Regions from separate parts of the Mus musculus genome. Here region 1 is linked to region 2. The links are chromatin loops, found by intact Hi-C in ENCODE. Cell type or tissue: left cerebral cortex. All regions are shown on one strand. Links, peaks and the distances in the headings refer to the core of each region. The heading gives the core; the rest is flanking DNA. Region 1 holds the start of Nr2f1 (nuclear receptor subfamily 2, group F, member 1). Region 2 has its middle 310 kb from the start of Gm24635.

What was found. A loop is a pair of places that touch in the nucleus more often than their neighbours do. Peaks named below come from ENCODE experiments on the same cell type or tissue, not always from the same donor. Only the 100,000 strongest peaks of a DNase experiment are listed, where the experiment ranks them.
Region 1: it touches region 2 in a loop (8-fold over the local background); 4 of 42 quality-filtered maps call a loop at or near these places.

The regions. Positions count from the first base shown.
Region 1 is chr13:78,196,256-78,206,538 of GRCm38, forward strand. It overlaps Nr2f1 (nuclear receptor subfamily 2, group F, member 1), which reads right to left and starts at 2,618. Exons shown (of 3, transcript NM_010151.3): 1 at 1,865-2,618. The coding sequence starts at 2,318. It overlaps A830082K12Rik (RIKEN cDNA A830082K12 gene), which reads left to right and starts at 1,762. Exons shown (of 3, transcript NR_045195.1): 1 at 1,762-1,967. In left cerebral cortex, for the core only: a CTCF peak has its summit at 5,515 (motif pointing left); DNase peaks (open chromatin) are centred at 4,344, 5,479, 6,968 and 7,416; H3K4me3 peaks cover 4,742 bases; H3K27ac peaks cover 4,228 bases.
Region 2 is chr13:79,838,680-79,848,962 of GRCm38, forward strand. No RefSeq gene overlaps it. Among named protein-coding and RNA genes, the nearest start is that of Gm24635, 310 kb to the right of the region's middle. In left cerebral cortex, for the core only: a CTCF peak has its summit at 6,302 (motif pointing left); a DNase peak (open chromatin) is centred at 6,295.

The sequences.
Region 1 (10,283 bases), core at 2,553-7,552, 1.6 Mb before region 2:
TCTTCCCTCCTCCAGACTGCCCCATACAAATTTCTCACTATTAAAAGAAACAGAAAATTAAAAAATTTCAAAGAAGTTGAACTTACAGTAGCCAAACATATTGAAAAAAAGTAGGAACTACAATTAATGTCTGTCCTGTGCGATGCCACTGCAACCTGCAGCCAGCTTTGCCCAGTGAATGCGCGAGCTTGCAACTGCAAAAACACTGGATTCATTACCCATCTGAATGCAAAACGTAAGCATGCATTGAGTTCTTAAAGCTGACCAAAGTTTTTTTTTTTTTTTTTTAAATGTGTATGTTTTACTTCAACAGTGCCAGCATTTTCAATTGCCATGTAAACAAAGACAACTCTAGGGAAAGTTAGGGCTACTGAACTGCCATCCCCCAACAAATTAGTAGAGCGAGGTCCATGTCCACAGAGCTGTCCTACCTCAGGCTCTACATCATTTTCTTTGGTTCTAATTCCAACAAGAGTTTCAGTGCGGTTTACGCTCTTTGAAACACAATGGTTAGAATACTTTTTCTAATTATAGTTTTGAACTTGGCAGTTATTTTTCAATTAAATGAGAGCACAATTCAAAGTTTTTTTGTTTTTTTTTGTTTTTTGTTTTTTTTTTTTTCAGATGCCTAAACAATCTCCCTGGAGCTAGCAATGGAGTCGTCATATTTGCCTTCTCCTTGAGATCTGAAGGAATTCAATTTCTTTTCTTGTGGCATATAAAATATAATTTTGAAGTCAATTACAAGAAGAAGTAATCTATGTTCTTCGAAATTGACTGGTTCACTAATTTGACTATAAGATATGTTTAATGATTGCCAGGAGATAAACTTTAACTATAAACCGCTAAATATATTTGTAAGAAAAGTGTTCCATCTCATGCCACATGAATATGAAGCATATCCAAATTAAACATCAAAAGTTGTGCTTAATAAAAAAAAAATCTCACACATCGATTAAATGATGCAGAAGCTCAAGCCAGCTGCAGTCTGTGCATTATAGCCAGATCAGAAGGATCGGTAAATGCCGTTGTAAATTGTAATTTGTATGCAGTATTTAAGCAGAGGGTGGAGTTTGATGAAGAAATAAAACGAGTATCAAGCTTTAAAAATGACACTACTATGAAAGCAGGGTTCAGTCACAAACTTTCCTTTCAAAGTATAGGGGTGAAAACAAGGCCACAGCTCGGGAGGAGGCGGCCCCAGATCCCTGAAGAGGAGAGGGAGCCAGTGAACAGGCCAGAAGCCCCCCTTCCCCCCTAATTAGACCTACAAGTGCAATAAATCTCACTCCTCTTTTTCCAAGCTAAGCTTCCTAAAGGATGGTGGCAGCAATGAATCTATGGTTCAGGGTCCTCCAGCCCCAGTCCTCTCCCATTATAAATAAAAGGTACGATGAGGCAGAGGAGAAAGTAGAATGGGAAAAACAAAAAAAACCAAAAAACAAAAACACACACGGAGAGAAACGGTTTTCTGCAGAAAATCATCACCCCTCCCAAGTTCATGCTAGCACAGCCCCAAGCATCCTCACACACAAGCGGGAACGAGACACACACGGAGCACATCCAACAGAGGAAGGGAGGGATTTTTAAGCTACAGCTCACGATCCCAGGGACACAATCTTGAGCAGGCAGCGGGCGGGGTGGAGGAGCCGGGGAGAGGAGCGCAGGGCGGGAGGGGGAGGCAGCGGCAGCGAGCTGGGGGGGGGGGGACGCTGGGGGAGGAAAGCAGCGAAGACTGGGAAGCCCGGACCGGCTGGGACCACAGAAGCCCCATCCCCACAGCCACAGGCACCAAGGCGAGAGAGAAAGAAAGAGCAGGGAGGCGGGCGAAGCGCAGGGAGAGAAGCAGAGAAGAAATATTCACCTTCCCGCCTCATGCCCACTTTGAGGCACTTCTTGAGGCGGCAGTATTGGCACTGGTTGCGGTGGTGCTGGTCGATGGGACAGTTCCTGTTGGCACGGCATGTGTAAGTTAAGTTCCTGCGGACGCTCCTCTTGAAGAAACTTTTGCAGCCCTCGCAGGTGAATTGGCCGTAGTGCTTGCCGCTCGACTTGTCCCCGCACACCACGCACTCGATGTGCTGCTGGCTCTGGCCTGAACCGGGCGGGCCCTGGCCCTTGTCCCCTGCCGTGCCGGGGGTGGCGGGCGCTCCGGGCTGGCCCGGGGTCTGCGGCGTGTGCGGCGCGCCGGAGCCCGCCTGCTGCTGCTCGCCGCCGCCGCCGCCGCGGGCTGCCTGCGCTGCGGGGTTGGGGCCGCCGGGGTTGCCCCCGGCCACGTCGTCCTGCGGATCTCGCCAGCTGCTAACTACCATTGCCATATCTTTGGGCCCAGGGAGCGCTGGGGGGAGCCGAGCTGCTCGCCGAGGGCCGCGGGGCGCGCGGGCGCGCTGGGAGGGGAAGGGGAAGGGGAAGGGGGGAGGGGGAGGGGGCGGGGGGCCCACCGGGCGCCCCGGGGTCGCCGGAGCCGAGCCCGAGCCGGGCACCGGCCTCTGCCTGCGCCGCCGCCGCCGCCGCCGCCGTTACTGCCTCAGCCGCCCCGCTGCTGCTGCGCGCCCGCCCGCCCTGCTGGCGTTTTGTTGTGGTTCCTGCTGTTTTCTTTCTCTCTTTTTGCAGCCCCCCCAGGCTCTCAGGCTCCCCCCCCCCAACACCCCTGCTCCCCTCGCCCGCTCCCCCCGCACTCCGTTCCTGGGGGGGCCTCTCTCTCTCTCCCCCCTCCCCACCCCCCAGCGAGCGAGCTCCCTTCTCTCGCTTTTTTCTTCTTCCCCAACTTGCAAAATCAGAAATGGCACAGGCGGCAGCCGGGAGCGGCGCGGGGCGCAGCGCCGGGGGCGGCGGGCATGGGCCACGGCGCGCGCACACTCTCGCCCTCCGCCTCGCCCGCACCCCCGCGCACACACACACTCGCACACACACTCGCTCACCCGCGCCGGGCGCCCGCCCGCCCGCCCGCCCGCCCGCTGGCCGCTGGCCGCTGGGGCTACGCGCAGAGCGCGGGCTGAGCCGACATAGAGGAAGCGGCGAGGGCGGCGGCGGCCGCGGAGGAGGAGGTCGCGGCTGCAGACGCTGCTGGAGGAGCTGGCCGCCGCTGCGTGCTCCGCTGGAGGAGCCCGGGCCCGGGCGGGAGTCCGAGCCGGAGTCGGGGCCGCAGCCCGAGAGCGAGCCGAGGCCGGTGCTGCCCGTGCCGCCGCCGCTGTCCTGGCGGGAGCCCTCGCCCGGTTTCAAGAGTGCGGGGAGCTGGGAGAGTCGAGCAGGATCGGGACGAAGCTGCCGGCGAGGATCAGGGCGCTCGGGTGTCTGGGGGCCAGGTCCAGGGCCGGACGCAGCCAGCCATTCAGGAAGGCAGCGCTGGAGAGCGGGAGGCAGCCGGCGAGGAAGATCACACACTTTGCTCTTTTTGTTGTGCGGGTGGCGCCGGGTTCTCTCTGCCTTCTTCTTTCGGGAGGTGACGGAAGGGGGAGAAAAATACGAGATAATTCACGCCAGCGACGAATTCACAGCGAAATAGGAAAAAAATAAAAATCAGAAGAAAATGCTTGAGAAAATAAGGAAAAAGAGAAAGCGAGAGAGACATCCAAAGTAGGTCGAATAAATAATCCTCTTCTTTTCCTCTTTCTTGCTTCTTCTGCTTCTTCTGCTATAACACACAGAGCTAGTTAAAAAACCCTGGAGATCGCCCAAAAATGTTCTTTTTTTAGTATTTTAAATAAGTGCTCTTCAGCTGGGAACCAACACCCTCCCTCCAAAAAAAATCATATATATATATATATATATACATACATATATATATATAATAACGATAAGAAGAATACTGAGGGGTGCCTCCTCCTCCTTTTTTTTTCAAGTTTAGTCTTCTCTCTTCTAGAGGAAAGGAGTGAAAGAGAAAAGGAGGGAGAGAAAGAGGAAGGGCGACAACTAGTAGAATATGTAAGGAAAAGAAAGGGGGAGAGATAGGGCAAGAGGAGAGTGGGTGAGAGAAAGGAGAGGAGGGAGAGAGGGGCGAGAGGAGAGGAGAGGAGAGGAGAGGAGAGGAGAGGAGAGGAGAGGAGAGGAGAGGAGAGGAGAGGAGAGGAGAGGAGAGGAGAGGGACCAAAAAATTGAATGCGTTTAAACGGGAGGACACTCAGAGCAATGTTTCCGAAAGGGGGATCTGCGCGAATGTCTGTATATAGTGAACTTTGACACTACTATTGAAACTGACACGTTTCTATGGAGATCTCTGCCTTATATGGAGCTCGTGTCAAGGAGCCAAGAGAAGGGCTGCTGGCAACTGATAATCAAAGGCGACTGACTGGTCAGAGCCCTGAATGGGGGGTGGGGGGGGGGAGAGAAAATGGGAGGCTAAGGTTAGCCAAGCCTCCTTCACGCCATTGGTTGGAAAGTCCTTTTCCCCTCCCCCCAGCTACCTACAGTCTGGGATGTCGAGGGGAGGAGAAGAGAAAGTGAGGGGGGGGGTGCTTCTGACAAGCATAATTTACATTGAGATCGCCCTGCGCTGCTATTTACTCTGAGACCTGATTAGTATGGGTCGTGTATGGTCACACACACACACACACACACACACACACACACACACACACGAGGGGAAAGGGATGATGAGGGGAGAACGCGTTGTGATGGGAAAAAACGAGGAGAAAGAAATTACTGTATATCTTATGAAAACTTTTCAGAATTAGGTTTTATGAGCGTAAGGAGTGGCACTGAAAACGTTAAGAAAAAAATTAATGAGGAAAAAAACTCCATCATTTTAATGATTTGTGAAGTCTACTTGGTTTAGAATCTTAGTTCACATTCAATATAATCTTAGTCTGTATCCCGCTCATTTTATATAATTATGAAAAGCCTCCTCATTTAAAAATCTGAAGTATATCATAGTTTCGGAGGCGTAATTACGACAAAGCACACACATGAAACTGCAGCTACTGCCACAAATTCGATCCGAATCGATGATTCCTATTCATCCCAAAGATGATCTTAAAATAAACTTTCCAATCAATCCTCTTTTTCCTTTTTCATCATTTTTATTCCCAGGATGCTCAAACTCCAAACAATGCTTCAATGATTATTAATAAAGCATTTGTAACTCCTCATATTGTTGTGGGGCGGCTGTTAGTGCGGACAAGTCAGTCACAGGAAAAGAGCAAACGAACGAACGAGAAGACGGGGAAGAGGGAGAGGGGAGGAGGGGAGGGGACGAGAAGTGGGAAACGGAGGGGGAGGGGGAGGGGGAGAGGAGGAGGAGGAGGAGGAGGAGGAAGAGACTGAGTCTCTCACTCGCTGTGTGGTGGTGGTGGTGGTGGTGGTGGTGGTGGTGGTGGTGGTGGTGGTGGTGGTGGTGTGTGTGTGTGTGTGTGTGTGTGTGTGTGTGTGTGTGTTGGGGTGTGTGTGACTGAGACCCCATTCCCGAAGGTGATTGGTCGCAAAAGGAGGGGTAGGCAGGAGGAGCGGGTCCCGCCGCGGGCCTTGCAGGAATCGCTAGGTCGGCCTGCCACCTAGCGGACGGGAGCCGCTCTCAGGCGGCACGCAGCCGAGTCCCTCCTCCCCTCCTCATTGGCAACCAGTGCCTTTTCTCCAAACCAAGACAGCACTTTGAAAATTCTTTCAATGGAATTTTTTTTTCCTTGAAAGATGGTACTGGGGAAAACGATACTTCTATTAGTTACATATTCTCCAATCCCACACTCGCAACCCCCCTCGTTTTAAGATCGCTCTCATCCGCAGGCTCAGGCAGGCACAGGGCGGCAGAGTGACAAAGCCACGGCTGCCTCCACCCGAAGTGGGAGTGGGAGTGAGAGTCCCTCTTACCAGCCCTCAACTAGGGAGAGCGTAAAAGTTTGTCTCAAGCGTTCCGAGCGCCCCAAGGTAAAGGTGGAAGTAAATGGCCAAGTTGTATGGAAAGAGGTAGGGTTTGGCTATTAATACTGGTTCCCACTTTAAATCTCACTAGTGAGGGCTTTAGAAAGCGCTGAGTGTTTGGGGCACGCTTTGCGCTTTTTGGTCTCTGGGATCTACCACTTAGTGGCCAGTGATATATATTTTTTTTAAAGAGCAGAATAAAGACTTTCTTATGTATGCCCTTCTATTTGGAATAATGGAGACTGCATTCTGCGTGCTGCGGCCCATTGTACGCAGATGATGGAGAGGCGGGACATGGGGTGGCAGGGGCTCCTGGCCTTAGCCTCTCAGCCCTAATATTCGTGATCAAGTCTTCCGGTTCGTTTAAAGGTGAAATTGATATGATAAAAAAAAGGAGGGAAGGAAGGGAGGGGGGAGGGAGGGAGGGAGGGAGGGAGGAAGGAAGGAAGGAAGGAAGGAAGGAAGGAAGGAAAGAGGAGAGAGAGAGCGTGTGCGCGCTGTTTATATAGAAATTCTAAATTTTACTCCCCAAACAATCAGAGACAGGGAGTAGTGAGCAGCGGAACGCAGCAGAGAAAGGGAGGCTGGGGGAGGGAAGAGTCACAAAACAGTGGGAGAGGAAGCAAAAAGCAAGCGTCCGGGAACCGGAGGCCTGCTGGGTGCGGGGTCTGCATGCCTAGTCTCCCTCGGACTCTGGGCTGTACACGGTGGGCACCAGAAGTGAGACTCGGCCAAGCCCTGCCGTACCAGGCAAGTAACGCAAAGATAATCGTGTGTGTGTGTGTGTGTGTGTGTGTGTGTGTGTGTGTGTGTGTTTTGAAACTTGGGGTCTGTAATCTTCGATAACGTGGCTAGGTAGAAAGGCAATCGTTACTCGTCCTCGCCAGCCTAGATAAACAGTCAAGGCAGCCCAGGTAGGACCCGGAGAACTTTCGTCCGGGCCTGGAAGGTACGCCTCCTTGGAGGAGAGGATCCTTGCCAGCCCATCAGTCCAAACCCAAAACAGGTCCTCTCACTAACCTCTCCCACCCGGAGCGGGAAACGCTACGTGGGCAGGGGACCCGAGATTGCATCAAGTTTAGCTTCCGCGCGGCCAGCCTGCAGCTTGCAGAGATGGAGAAGCCGTGGAGCCCGCCGGCCTCGGCACCTGTGCCTAGCCGCGCCGCAGACAGGACTTCGCGAGTCGCGCTCAGTCGCCAGCCTGAGGTCGCCCCGAATAAAATAAGGCAATCGATGGCTGCCCGTTTGATGTGGGCGATAGTGTCAGCGGATTAAAGGGGACAGCGGTTCTCCAAAGCACAGAACCTCGGTGGCCGTGCAGAGCTGTGAGGTAGAGTAGAGCTAGATTCTACTCGCTGGGCTAGGCGGGCTGGGGGCGGGGAGGGGGTCGCCTCCCAGGAGTGGGAACCGAGGTTGTGTGTGTGAAAGGAAGAGCTTCAATTAAAACCAACAGGAACGCTCACCCACCCCACCCCCCACCTTCCCTGCGCCTGGCAGGGGCGCGCGTTTGCGTCAGAGGGCGCGCAGGGCGGGCTCGCTAGGAACGGGTGGGGGTGGGGAACGGACACGCGGGACCGCGCCCGGGGGCTGGGTGGGCTCTTGAATGAGTCAGCCCTGCCTGGAAGGGCTAGTCGGGGGTCAAGTCCCGCAACAAAGCTGCTGGGCCAGCCGAGACTCAGCGGGAGAGATGGCGTCCACACATCCTCACTGTGGCTTCTCCTTCCTGGGTTCCTACCCCGCCCCAAGCTTCCAAACTTGCAAAAAGGCCTCTGGGACTTAGATTGACCCCTAGAGTGAAGAAGTCTGCCTCTCCAGGCCTTGGGCGAAGCAGCCGGCTCCTCTGAAAAGAGATTGCAATTCTCAGTCTTAGCTCTAGGAGCAGGGATGGGATGCTGTTTGTTGGTGCTGCACACAGCAGGGGAAGCCTCAGGCTTTCCGAAAGGGGAATTGGTTGTGCACTTTTGAGTCAAGTGTCCCAGTCTCTTGTGATGGGGATAGCATGAAGCAGAGACTTTTTGAAGAGGGCCTTACCCACCCATGGGACTCGGTCTACTTAGGACTCTATCTCCTGGGATTCTGTGTTGCTCAGAGCAATTGCACACCCACATGTGTTCACAGTCCTGCCTCTACCAAAATGGCTTCCCTAGAGATCCAGAGGTCAGCTCAAGTCTTGTGGAGCTTTGGCTTTGTTTCTTAAAGCTGTGGTTTGTCACCAGCTATACTCGTCACTGGTCCTAATATCTGTTGTTGGATAGGTAGTTCATCTAAGAGAAAATGCTCGAATTTTTCCAAGGGCACCAGAGATCTCAAACTGAATTCCCACACACGCTCAGCTGCTGGACTAGGAAAAGCAGTTGCAATTTTCACCCTTTCCTCTTCTGTTTTCTTTTCTGAATTTCTTCCCTTCTCCCTATCCACTCTGTTTGCCTCGCACCAGTCAGAGCCCTGGGAAAGTTAAATTGAGTTTGAAAGTGGCAACTGGACCAGACTGTGGCCCTAACCTTAGCACTGTATGAGTCTTGTTAGTGCAGGCAGAGAGCAGGGGCATGGTGCTCTGACTTCTCCAGGAGCCTTGTGGGAAGACCAGGGGAATACCTCAGATCCATAGCCTTCTTTTTTATAATTTTCCTCTACTTTCCTAGTTCCCACAGACCTGTTCAACACACAGGGTCCAGTGCAAAAAAGAAAGTGCTCGGGTGGAGGAATTAAGCTGTGAATTTACTATATTCTTTATGAGCTTCTAGCATCGTGGTTGGCTGTTAATCACCTTTTAAAAAAGCTTGCCACACAACACTTGATCCCTCAGCTAGGCATCTGGTAAATAGCTGGTGGGAGAAGGGAGAATCTGAGGGGAGGGCAGTCTGTGGCTTTCCATATGCTAGGAACTCATGATCCAAGCCCCAGAGTCTGAATGTAAATGGTCTCTTTACCCAATTTACATAGCTTTTTAAATACAATTTTTAACAGGGTAGGAAGAAGGCTAACCTATTCTTCACTAATCCTTTGGTCTCTTTCACATTTGCAGTTTGCTTTATAGAATGACACCAGATCATGCATTTTAGGTTATTGTTAAGTCACACTGAAAAAAAAAGTAGCTTTGTAAAGACATTTCATAAATCTAGCTAAAGAGACACTGAAACCTACCAATGGTCATATTACAGAAAATTCTCTGGTACACCACTTCCATACCCTTAAGTCGTTCAAACAGTATTATTCTGTTTAGAGAAACCACAGGACAGAAATAGCACCCTTCTCAAGCTCATGTGGAGTGATGAACAAGCTTGCAAACTCTGAGAGAAAGGTCAGGTCCTCTGATCTTGATACAGATTTTCCCCAGAGAGCTTGTTTTAAAGGTATCAAAACAATTAGTCTCCCTTGGCATGAGATTAAAGCCAGGGAGAATACAGTTAAAGAAGATGCATTTAACATGATAGTGAACAGATCTTTGAGGGAACAGTGAATGGGTACAGGATTGCCAGCCAAGAGCCTCAGGCTAGATCCTAAATCTCTCCCCCAGTCCCAAGATTGAACTCAGTCAGCATGATAGCTGACCAACTGTAAAAAATATGACTATGTCAACATGTAAGCCAGAGTGGAAAGGGCAGTTTAGGATGTGGGCTTCTGCTGGCCTGAGTAGGGCAACCTAACTGCCCATAGGCTTCAATGAGGCCCAGAACTTGCAGGCTTCCATACCCACTGTTATTCTGGTAGTCTAGGCTTTTCTTCTTTGTCACCTTTGAGTAAAACAAGCTCAGAGATAAGAACTTCAACTTAGTGTTTTAGTTGTCCAACTCAAACCAAGACATTTATAAAACACATTTTGGAAAAAGATAAGAGAGATGCCTCCATTGTTCCTGAGCTTCAGGTTAGAGGGCCCAGGATTAACAACCTTAGGGGTGGGAGGACAGATAGCAGGAGAATAAGGCAAGAGCTGACCTTTCGATGCAAACTGAGAGGGAAAGCAACAGTCATTTCCAGTACATCAGTGAAGACAGAGGCAAATATTTACCTTTTTAAAGAACCAAGTCTTGACTATATAAGATCATTTGCAAAAAAGAGAAAGAAGGTTGGCTTTTTATGTTACAGTACATATTCTTTTATTTTTAAATGCTGGACTTGACTGAAGAATAACTACATGGCTATTCTTTCCAGAGAAAACGGGTTGATTTAGATGAAAAGTTGAAGTTTTGAAATGAGTTTAAAGGTTGTTAGACTATCCTGACAATACAATCAGCTGTGCTGTAATAATCATTTCCCTAATACTTACCTGTCAGAGTACCTATTTCTTTTACTACAGGATTAGCCCATCAGAGGTAAAGCTAAGCTGGACATTTTACTGACTAAAGACTGCTTGACCATGTTTAAATCTCTAATGCTCTTTTCTTCACTGACTATGATACAAACTAGTGACTGGGAAAAGCCCAGCAAAT
Region 2 (10,283 bases), core at 3,193-8,192:
AAGACAAGGGTGCTCTGGCTAAGCTGGTGGAAGCTATTAAGACCAATTATAATGATGAGATCGGTTGCCACTGGGGAGGCAACGTCCTGGATCCTAAGTCTTTGGCTTTTACTGCCAAGCTGAAAAAGGCAAAGACTAAAGAACTCGCCACTAAATTGGGTTAAATGTACAGTAAGTTTTCTGTACATAAATATAATTATAAAATTAAAAAAAAAACTTTCAGTAAATTTACATTCTTAAAAGAACATTTTGATATTTATGTAAGAATATACATTATGTATATATGTATGGTTTTGTAATACAATAATATCTAAGAAAATAAACTAAGATAATTAATAAAATAATTAGTGATTCTAATAATTATGTCTTGTTTGTTGTACCCATGTGTGTTGACTTTATATTTCTGAGACATAATACTTGAGGTAATCAGTAAAAAGGAATAATTTATTTTAACATTTTGTTGCAGAGCATTCATTCTATCATGACATGGCCCTTCCTTGTTTCTAGTTCTATGGCAATGCACAACAGCTTAGTCTGGAAGATAATTCCTACTTATCACCACTCACAGCTACCAGAAAACTGAGGCACACACATACACACACACACACACACACACACACACACACACACACACACACATACACACACACACACACACACACACAAATACTGGGATGAGGAATATTCTACACAAGCCATCCCTCAGTGATCTATCTATTACTATCTCATTCAGCAGCCAATATTCCAATAATTTAACACTGATGGAATTAACATCCTCATGACATAACTGCCTCCCAATAGTGTCCACCAGCTGGGGACTTAAGACTTCAATACATTAGTGCTTGGGTGTCATTTCATATCTAAACCGTAATACCTCTGAGAATAGGTAACCATGTAAACAATTCTGATGGCACTTGAGAATTTACATTCTGTATTTATATAACATGTATACAAAATTCACACATATTTATAAATATTTTCATTGGATTTTGTCAGAAGCAGAAAACATCAACAAACAGGGCAGTGTTTGACTGATTACTTCTTTGGCACTAGTGGGTTACAGGCAACCTATAAGAAAAAGTGAAGCCCTCTAGCAACAAAGGGGGTAACACACTACCACGCAACAAAGGACAAGCAGAAGAAAATTATTGAAATGTTTAGAAAATGTTTAGCACAAACTCTTTTGAAAAGGCTTTTGGTCTTTGACCAAAATAAATGACATTTCTAAGATCATGTCTCAGAAAGTGCAGCGGGTGGGTATCTTACACTAGCTCTCATGTTCCTCCATGTTGCTGGCATGCTCATCAGAATGTGGTCATCAGAGGGATGAGGGAACACAGCCAACATAGCATTTCTGAATTTGTGTGATGTGCATCCCAACATGTAGCTATTTGCACTAATGTTCATGTTTACACACTCTGCTACTTTACTCAAACTTTGTCTGCTTCTACATTACAGAAATAACTTCTGTAGAGTTTACTATGACCACCAAAGCAGACTTTAAATTAAATTTGTACAATATGACCTCGCTGATTACCAGAAAAAAATGTGGTGAGGAGATACTACACATGAATAAATAAACTTAGTTTTTGCCTAACGGAATTCTCAGAACTCTGAATTAACTCCATTTAAGAGATGAAGAGTAAGAAATGCACTTAAAAGAGACATCACCAAGAATATGAAATAAACATAATTTTTCTTAAATGGTCAGCAGCTTCCACAGAGTACACACTCTCCGACCAGTAGGAAATGGAGCAAAGGCTGTCAAGGAATCTTTCCTATGAGAATAATCAATGTGAAAAAAAATCAAGCAAGATGATATCTTTAGAAAGGAACTAAATGGATCTTAGTGTCACTTTAATGAACACATTTACTTTGAATGTGTCAGAATGCTCTAGAAGTTTCAGAATTAAGAGGTAACAAAACCACAGCAGCTAATTAGAAAGGTCAGATGACTTATGTAATTATTTTAGACTAGTGATAGTCAGGCACTTGGAAGAGGACAATCACACTGGAAACAGAATGATTGCACTGATATTGGGTATTATGACATGGATTTAAAAGGAATGGAGACAGTGATGTGGAAACGAGGCAGTAAAAAAATGAGAGGGATCTCTGATGGTTAAGCATTCCAACTTTGCATTTAATTTAAGATCACTGTCTCAGCCCAAGATGAAAGAAAAAAAAGAGACACATTTAGATGTGCAGGTGTATCACCAACTAGTATCATGTTCTTCTGAATGTAAGTTTCTTTCAATGTGGCTTTTTTACAAAGCCAAGGGAAGCCGATCACTTTCTCTTTTGCCTCCCTGCAGTTCCAACAAGTATCATTATCTCTAATCCCAGGCTTGCTTGTCCTGCTGAGCAACCAATAGCTATTAAAGATAGCTTTTTTGCAGTATTAACTGAAGCCTCAGCCCAGCAACAGCATATGGATGTTTGGCGTATTTTAAACCACATTGTTAGAAGGGCTGGCTGAAAATTATTTAACATACTCTTGATATAAAAAGAAGTCACTGTAATAGGCTCGAAGTTGCATGCTTTACTGTTTTCAAATTCACATTAAGAAAACAATTTTTATTCCTAGTGTAAATTGGTTTTATAGAGTTAGAAATTAGTGACGTCATAATAATAATGATAGACATTATTAGACCTACTGCAATTTAAAACTTGTAAGAAAAAACAAACTATGACATTAATATAATATTTTTAAAAACATGATCTTTTAAAAAGAAAGACATGGATTTCTTAAAATCTGTCAGACTAAATTCCTTTTCTCTTTTACTCTTTCATATGTATAATTACTTATGACATACACTACCATTCTTGGATAGAAAAACTGAGACTGAGTTTTGGTCTGGTTTTGAAAGAGCTGAGGAAGTGATCCCATGAGCTGGTCACTTGGTTCCCTCCTTCTAATTGATGTGCTTAATTCTGTTTTCAATACTCTACATCAGCAGAAGACAGTGCTTTCAAAAATAAATGACTGAAATGTAAATGTCCTATAACTTTCTAAATTAGCTGTATATATATGCATATTAATGGATATTTTCTTTATTTACATTTCAAATGTTATTCCCTTTCCTGGTGCCCCCCCCCCCGAAACACCCCATCCCATCCTCCCTCCCCCTGCTTCAATGAGGGTGTTTCTGCACCCACCCACCCATTTGCGACTCCCTGTCCTGGCATTCACCTACGCTGGGACATTGAGCTTTCACAGGACCAAGGGCCTCTCCTCCCACAAATATCCAACAAGGCCATCCTCTGCTACATGTGAAGCTGGAGCCATGGAGCCCCCCCCCCCTTATGTAAGCTTTGGTTGGTGGTTTAGTCCCTGGGAGCTCTGGAGGTTCTGGTTTAGTGTGAATTCTTTCAGACCTTCAAAGAAGGCCTAATATCAACACTCTTCAAATTATTTTACAAATTAGAATCAGAAGGAACACTACCCAATTCGTTCTATGAAGCCACAGTTACTCTGATACCTAAATCACAAAAAGATCCAATAAAGAAAGGGAACTTCAAACCAAATTTCCTTATTGAATATCGATGCAAAAATACTCAATAAAATTCTTGCAAACCAGATATAATAACACAGCAAAATGATCATCCATAATGAACAAGTAGGCTTCAATACAGTGATGCAGGGATGGTTCAATATCTGGAAATCCATCAGTAAAATTCACTATATAAACAAACTCAAAGGAAAAACACATGATTATCTCCTTAGATGCTGAGAAAGCATTTGACAAAATTCAACATTCCTTTATGATAAATACCTTAGAAAAGATCAGGAATTCACTGCTCATACCTAAACATAGTAAAAATAATATACAGCAAACCAGTAGACAACTTCAAACTAAATGAAGAGAAATTTGAAACAACCCCATTAAAATCAGGGACTAGACAAGTCTGCCCACTCTCTCCCTACCTATTCAATATAGTTCTCAAAGTCCTAGCCAGAGGAATTACACAACAAGAGGAGGTCAAAGGGACACAAATGGGGAAGGAAGGAGACAAAATATCACTATTTGTAGATGATATGATAGTATACTTAACTGAACACAAAAATTACACCAGAGAACTCCTAATTAACTTTTTAAAAGTTGCTCATGTCAAAATGGGAATGTGTAGAGATGACAGTCTTAACTGAATAACATTAGGAAATGGTTATTACACCTGAACAGAAGCATCTGCATAATGTTATATACACTGTGCACATATGTCTGTACACACATGTTCATAATATATGTCAGTTAGCAGACATAGTTTCAAATATCTGAATCTTTTACATCATAGGGACAAAATCAGTCAGATGTTTTCTTTAAACTTTTACATCTAGGCATATTTTTACAACATCCCCTGAGAATCTCAATGTTATTAACCTCAAACAAGAGGTTTTTTATGTATTTGAGTAAACATACTTGCATGTTATAGTGGCAAGAGATGGGGGAGGAAAAGAGAAAGAGGAGTGATTAGGAGATAGAGTAAAGAGAGGAGAGAAGAAGGAGGCATGCATGGACGTGTCGCATGCACACACACACACACACACACACACACACACACACACACAGAGAGAGAGAGAGAGAGAGAGAGAGAGAGAGAGAGAGAACACTTAAGCAAGCATGTGTAGAATGAGGAGGAAAGAGAAAGGAGGAAATGAAGATGAAATATGGAAAGAAAATGAGCTACATTTCATTGCCACAAATATAATACAGTATATTCCTCAAATATTTGTCGAAGAAATTAACGTAAATTTCTGTTTATCCAGGGTATTTTCATACTAACTTTGATATTGGATTTATAAGAGTGATTTATCATTACATACCTTTACACAAAATGTTTATGTTGAACCTATTTTGGTCCTTTGTTCAGTGAAAAAGTTTTTTCAATGACTTGCCATCTTTCTCAGTATTTACTCTTATTGAATGCCTTATTCTTAAAGATATATGGACATACATTGCCCTTTTCATCACTCTGTGTGTGTGTGTGTGTGTGTGTGTGTGTGTGTGTGTGTGTGTGCATGTGTTGGAGATTGGTTGGAAAAATCCTTTTAGTGAAGTTTGCAACACTTGGCTTACCAAAGAATTCTGTTTTCTTTACTTGTCATTTTCAGTTACTGTAAAAGAAAAAAACTCTTAAAAATGCATGACTTCATGCAGCAAAATATGTCAAAAATGGTGTAAAATAATACAATCTTAAGAACCATAGGAGGTAGGAGGGAACAGCCAAAAGAATTACTGGTATTTTCTTTTTCTGTGTCCCATATTTATAGTAAGTGCCATCAAGACACACCAGGAATGCATGTGAGATCTAGTCATTTTCTCCAAATAAGTTTTGCTAAAATCACTACATTTACTACAGTTACAATTATCAATTCTCCCAGTAGGTATTTCCAGAGTGCCTATCTCTAAAAGGAGGCACATTTCCAAGGAGACAATTTTGATTTGATTATAAAATGAGGAAGGACGCTGTTTAGTAGGGGTTCAGGACTCAGTGGCATAATATCTTAGGTATAAAAACCTGAGAAATAATACTTGGGAAAATGCATTTTAAATGAAAAATTTCTTTGATGCATAAAAATCATTGAAAACTATTATCTAACTAAAACATCATAATTATGCTAATACTTTTAAAGTTGTGGTCAGTGCTTACTTTATTGGAATGCTCCGACTTAAACACAACTTTATGTGGAATTGCTATGGGATATAAATTATGTTTAGTAACTTAATATGTTCTTGAGTTGTTGCCTATATTATGCATGTAATCACAGGGAAATGGAGTTAATTTGTATTCTAAAAGTCCACTAGTTGGAATATTGGCTTTTTTATTTCCTAAAAATGCTGATTTAGTTTGTACTATCAAAGTCACATTCTACTTTACTCATTAGTGATGAAAACTTCAACAAAATATGTGCATCAATTTATATAAACAGTTACCTTTACTCATTCCACTTCAATAAGTCAGTCTGTAATTTTATATACTTTGACCTCAATACATTTTTTCTGTGTCAGCATTGGATCTGCCCACCCAAAGGTAGAGAGCTGTGATTTTGTTTTCCAAGCACACATCTGGGAAGTACTTTGAAACAGTGTCTCATTCCTGAACAACTCGTAGTCTGTTAGAATTAGAATTTCATGATACATTATGCTGCGTTTAGAACTGTGTGAAAATCTAAATATAAGCAATTGTCATCTTTTTCTCAGCATCAAATCACTTATGGGACTAAATGTATTTGAAGGTATTTTTCTTTGTAAATTTAGACCTGTGATATCTGTGATACATAAACAGTTGGCAAGGAACTCCCTCTTGTGGTCAAACATTCTTAATTAGAAAAAGAGATTTGTCCCCAACTGATGGTCTGGATTATTAAAGCATGGGTCACTTGTAACCATTAAGATTAACAATACTGATACAAGTGGTTTACTGAAGCAATTCATTGCAAATTAGAGCTGACTTCTGGAACATATGCTTTTAATTTTTCCCAAACCAGAGTTTCACGCTGCTGTTCCAGATAAATCCACTTTGGGTTACAATTTCCAAGGTTTCCCATTACTTTAAAAGATCATGACATTGAAACACACACACACACACACACACACACACACACACACACACACACACACCAAACAAAAGAGTACATATAGTACAGTATCTTTACATCTGAGCACTATAACAAGTTTGTATCTTTGTTTGAAATTTTGTACTTTGTTTTAATAATAATTTCTGAAATTGTACAATTACTAAATATTTATATAAACAGAGTAGAACCTGTTTCCGTATGTTGTTAACCCGTGATCTCCCAAAGTACATATAACAACTGAGCCTATTGTCAGCGGCTCTATCAGCCTAATGTCTAGTCAGAATTTTCTCAAACGCTTATTAATAAGACAAATTACTAGATGCACAATGTACCTAATAGATTATGGTATTTTTCCTAATCATTTGACTTCAACAGTACCTCCAACTACTTCACAAGATTGGTTATAGCTAGATATCCCCTCTAATTCTGAGTGTGAAATACACTTTTATGAGAGCAAATCAAAATCTGTTGCTAATCTGTTTCTCAGTGTTTAGATGATATCCAGGCAGCACAAGAAAGAATGGGAAGGTCTCAGACCAGGTTATTACTGCCAGGGAAAATATGACCAGTACGGTATGAGTCCACTTTTGATGATGACTTTCAACAAGAGAATAAAATGTCTCCAGATCAGAGTATGAGAAGGGAAACCACAGGGGAAAGACAGAGGGAGGGTGAAAGGTATGGAAAGTAAGAAAATTCATGTAACTCATACAAGTTGTACAAGAAATCCCTACATATGCCAAGTTCTGTTCTGTACATGTACTGGTTTCAACATGCTTCGCTACTTAAAATGAAACAGTCATCTACTAATCAATGAGCTTATGAATTTCTTACATAAGTTAAAGGACAATGTGCATAAGAGAATCAGGCTTTCTTTAATTTTTGTTCATATTTGGTGTCTGCACTTATAATTGAGTTATATTCACCATGGTATATTTCCCATATCAATAATTACCCATATTAATTATTCCCATAATATTATAAAGTTAGCAAAATAAGCACTTCACTAGAGGAAACTTCAAGATAGTCATGGTATGGAGTTTTAATAGTTAATTATAATTTAATTTTCTTTTTATTGAAAGTTTTAAATTTGCATGAGAACTAAGGAAAAATAAAAGGTTAACAATCAAAATAAAAGTGAACCACAAAAACCAGTCAATATGCAAAGTTGTATAAATCATAATGCCACCTTATAGTATCACTTTTGATCAGAAGAAGAAATGCATCTGGAAATAAACTTGTATGGCAGGGCTAGGTTTAAAGTTGTGCCTTGCAAACTTTTTGTTTTTTAAAAAAATTTATCTTTAATTGTTTTTTTACATTTCAGTCATTATCCCCTTCCCAGTCTACCTGTAGACAGTTCCTCATCACATTTCTCCTCTCCACTGTCTCCAAAAGGATGTCCCTAACCCCCACATTGCACACACCCTACCCGGCCTCCCCACTCCCTGGGGCCTCAAGTTTCTCAAGGATTAGGTATATCTTCCCTCACTGAGGCCAGACCAGGCAGTCCTCTGCTGTATATGTGTTAGGGGCCTTTTATCAGCTAGTTTTTGCTTCCTGGTTGGTGGCTCAGTATCTGAGAGATCTTAGGGATCTGGGCTAGTTGAGACTGCTGGTCTTCCTGTGGGGGTCACCTTTCTCTTCAACTTCTTCAGCCACAGGGTCTCTGACTTCAGTCCAATGGTTCCATTTTAAGTATCTGCATCTGTCTCAGTCAGCTGCTTCTTGGGCCACACTCAGAGGACAGCCATGGTAGGCTCCTCTGTGGAAGCACATAATGACATCAGTAGTAGTGTCAGACCTTGGAGACTACCTTTGAGATGGATTCCAATTTAGGCAGATCACTGGACCTCCTTTTCTTCTTATCCAGTTTTTCCCCTGCAGTTGTTTATACAGGAACAATTCTAGGTCAAAATTTTTGACTGTGGGATGGCAACCCCATCCCTCCACTTAATGCCCTGTCTTTCTAATAGTGGTGGACTCTACAAATTCCCTCTCCCTACAGTTGGATATTTTATCTAAGGACCCTCCCTTTGAGCCACGAGCTTCTCTCAACTACAATGTCTCTGTTAGATTCGAGAGGGTACCCCCACCTCTAATCCTGAGGTTATATATTACCAATTCATTCTGCTGGCCCTCAGGGCTTCTCTTCTGCCCCCCCTCAATACCTGATCATGTTGTTTCCCCTCCTCCATTCTCTCATAATCAAGGCCTGTGTTTGTACAAATATTACTGTCAAAGGACTGACAACTATTACACAGTCATTGACTGCTCTAATGTTCATGGATAGGCTTTGTTTGTGTACTTCTTATCATATGTATACATTATATCATATTTATTAAAATCATTGCCCTTGGAGACATCCACTGTCTTTGTAAGTTTTTCAATATTAAGACAAAAGAATATTCACATAATTGTGCATTTATTCACATGACTAATAATTTTTTTATATTTTTTAAATTAGATACTTTATTTACATTTTAAATGTTATCTGTTTTCCTGTTTTCCAGTCTGAAAATCTACTATCCCATTACCCCTCCCCCTGCTCACCAACCTACTCACTGCTGCTTCCTGGCCCTGGCATTCCCCTATACTGGGGCATAGACCTTTCACAGGACCAAGATCATCTCCCCTCATTGATGATCGACTAGGCCATTCTCTGCTTCATATGCTGCTAGAGCAATGAGTCCCACCATTTTGTTTTCTTTGGTTGATGGTTTAGTCCCAAAGAGCTCTAGTAGTGCTGGTTAGTTTGTATTTTTGTTTCTCCTATGGAGCTGCAAACCCCTTTAGCTCCTTGGATACTTTCTCTAGTTCCTTTATTGGGGATCCTGTGCTCCATACAATGGAAGGCTCTGAGCATCCACTTCTGTATTTGTCAGGCAATGGCAGAGCATCTCAGGAGACAGATCTATCAGACTCCTGTCAGCAAGCCCTTGTTGGGATCCACAATAGTGTTTGAATTTAATGATTGTATATGGGATGGATCCCCAGGTGGGGCAGTCTCTGGATGGTCATTCCATTTGTCTGCTACACACTTTGTCTCTGTAACTCCTTCCATGGGTATTTTGTTCCCTCTTCTAAGAAGAATTGATATATCCATACTTGGGTCTTCCTTCTTTTTGAGTTTCATGTGTTTTCTGAATTGTATCTTAGGTATTCCAACCTTCTAGGTTAATATCCGCTTATCAGTTGTTCTTTTGTGATTGGGTATTTCTCACCCAAGATGATATCCTCCAGATCCATCTATTTACCTAATAATTTCATAAATTGTTTATAATAAGTGTGTAGTACTCTACTGTGTAAATGTACCACATTTTCTGTATCCATTCCCTTGTTGAGGGACATCTGGGTTCTTTCCAGCTTCTGGCTATTATAAATAAGGCTGTTATGAACATAGTGGAGCATGTATCCTTATTACAAGTTGGAACATCTTCTGGACATATGCCCAGGAGTGGTATTGTTGAGTCCTCAGGTAGTACTATATCCAGTTTTCTGAGGAACCACCAAAATGATTTCCAGAGTAGTTGTATCAGCTTGCAATCCCACCAGCAGTGGAGGAGTATTCCTCTTCCTCCATATCCTCACCAGTGTCTGTAGTCACCTGAGTTTTTATCTTAGTCATTCTGAACGGTATAAGGTGAAATATTAGGGTTGTTTTGATTTGCATTTCCCTGATGACTAAGGTTTTTGACTTTTT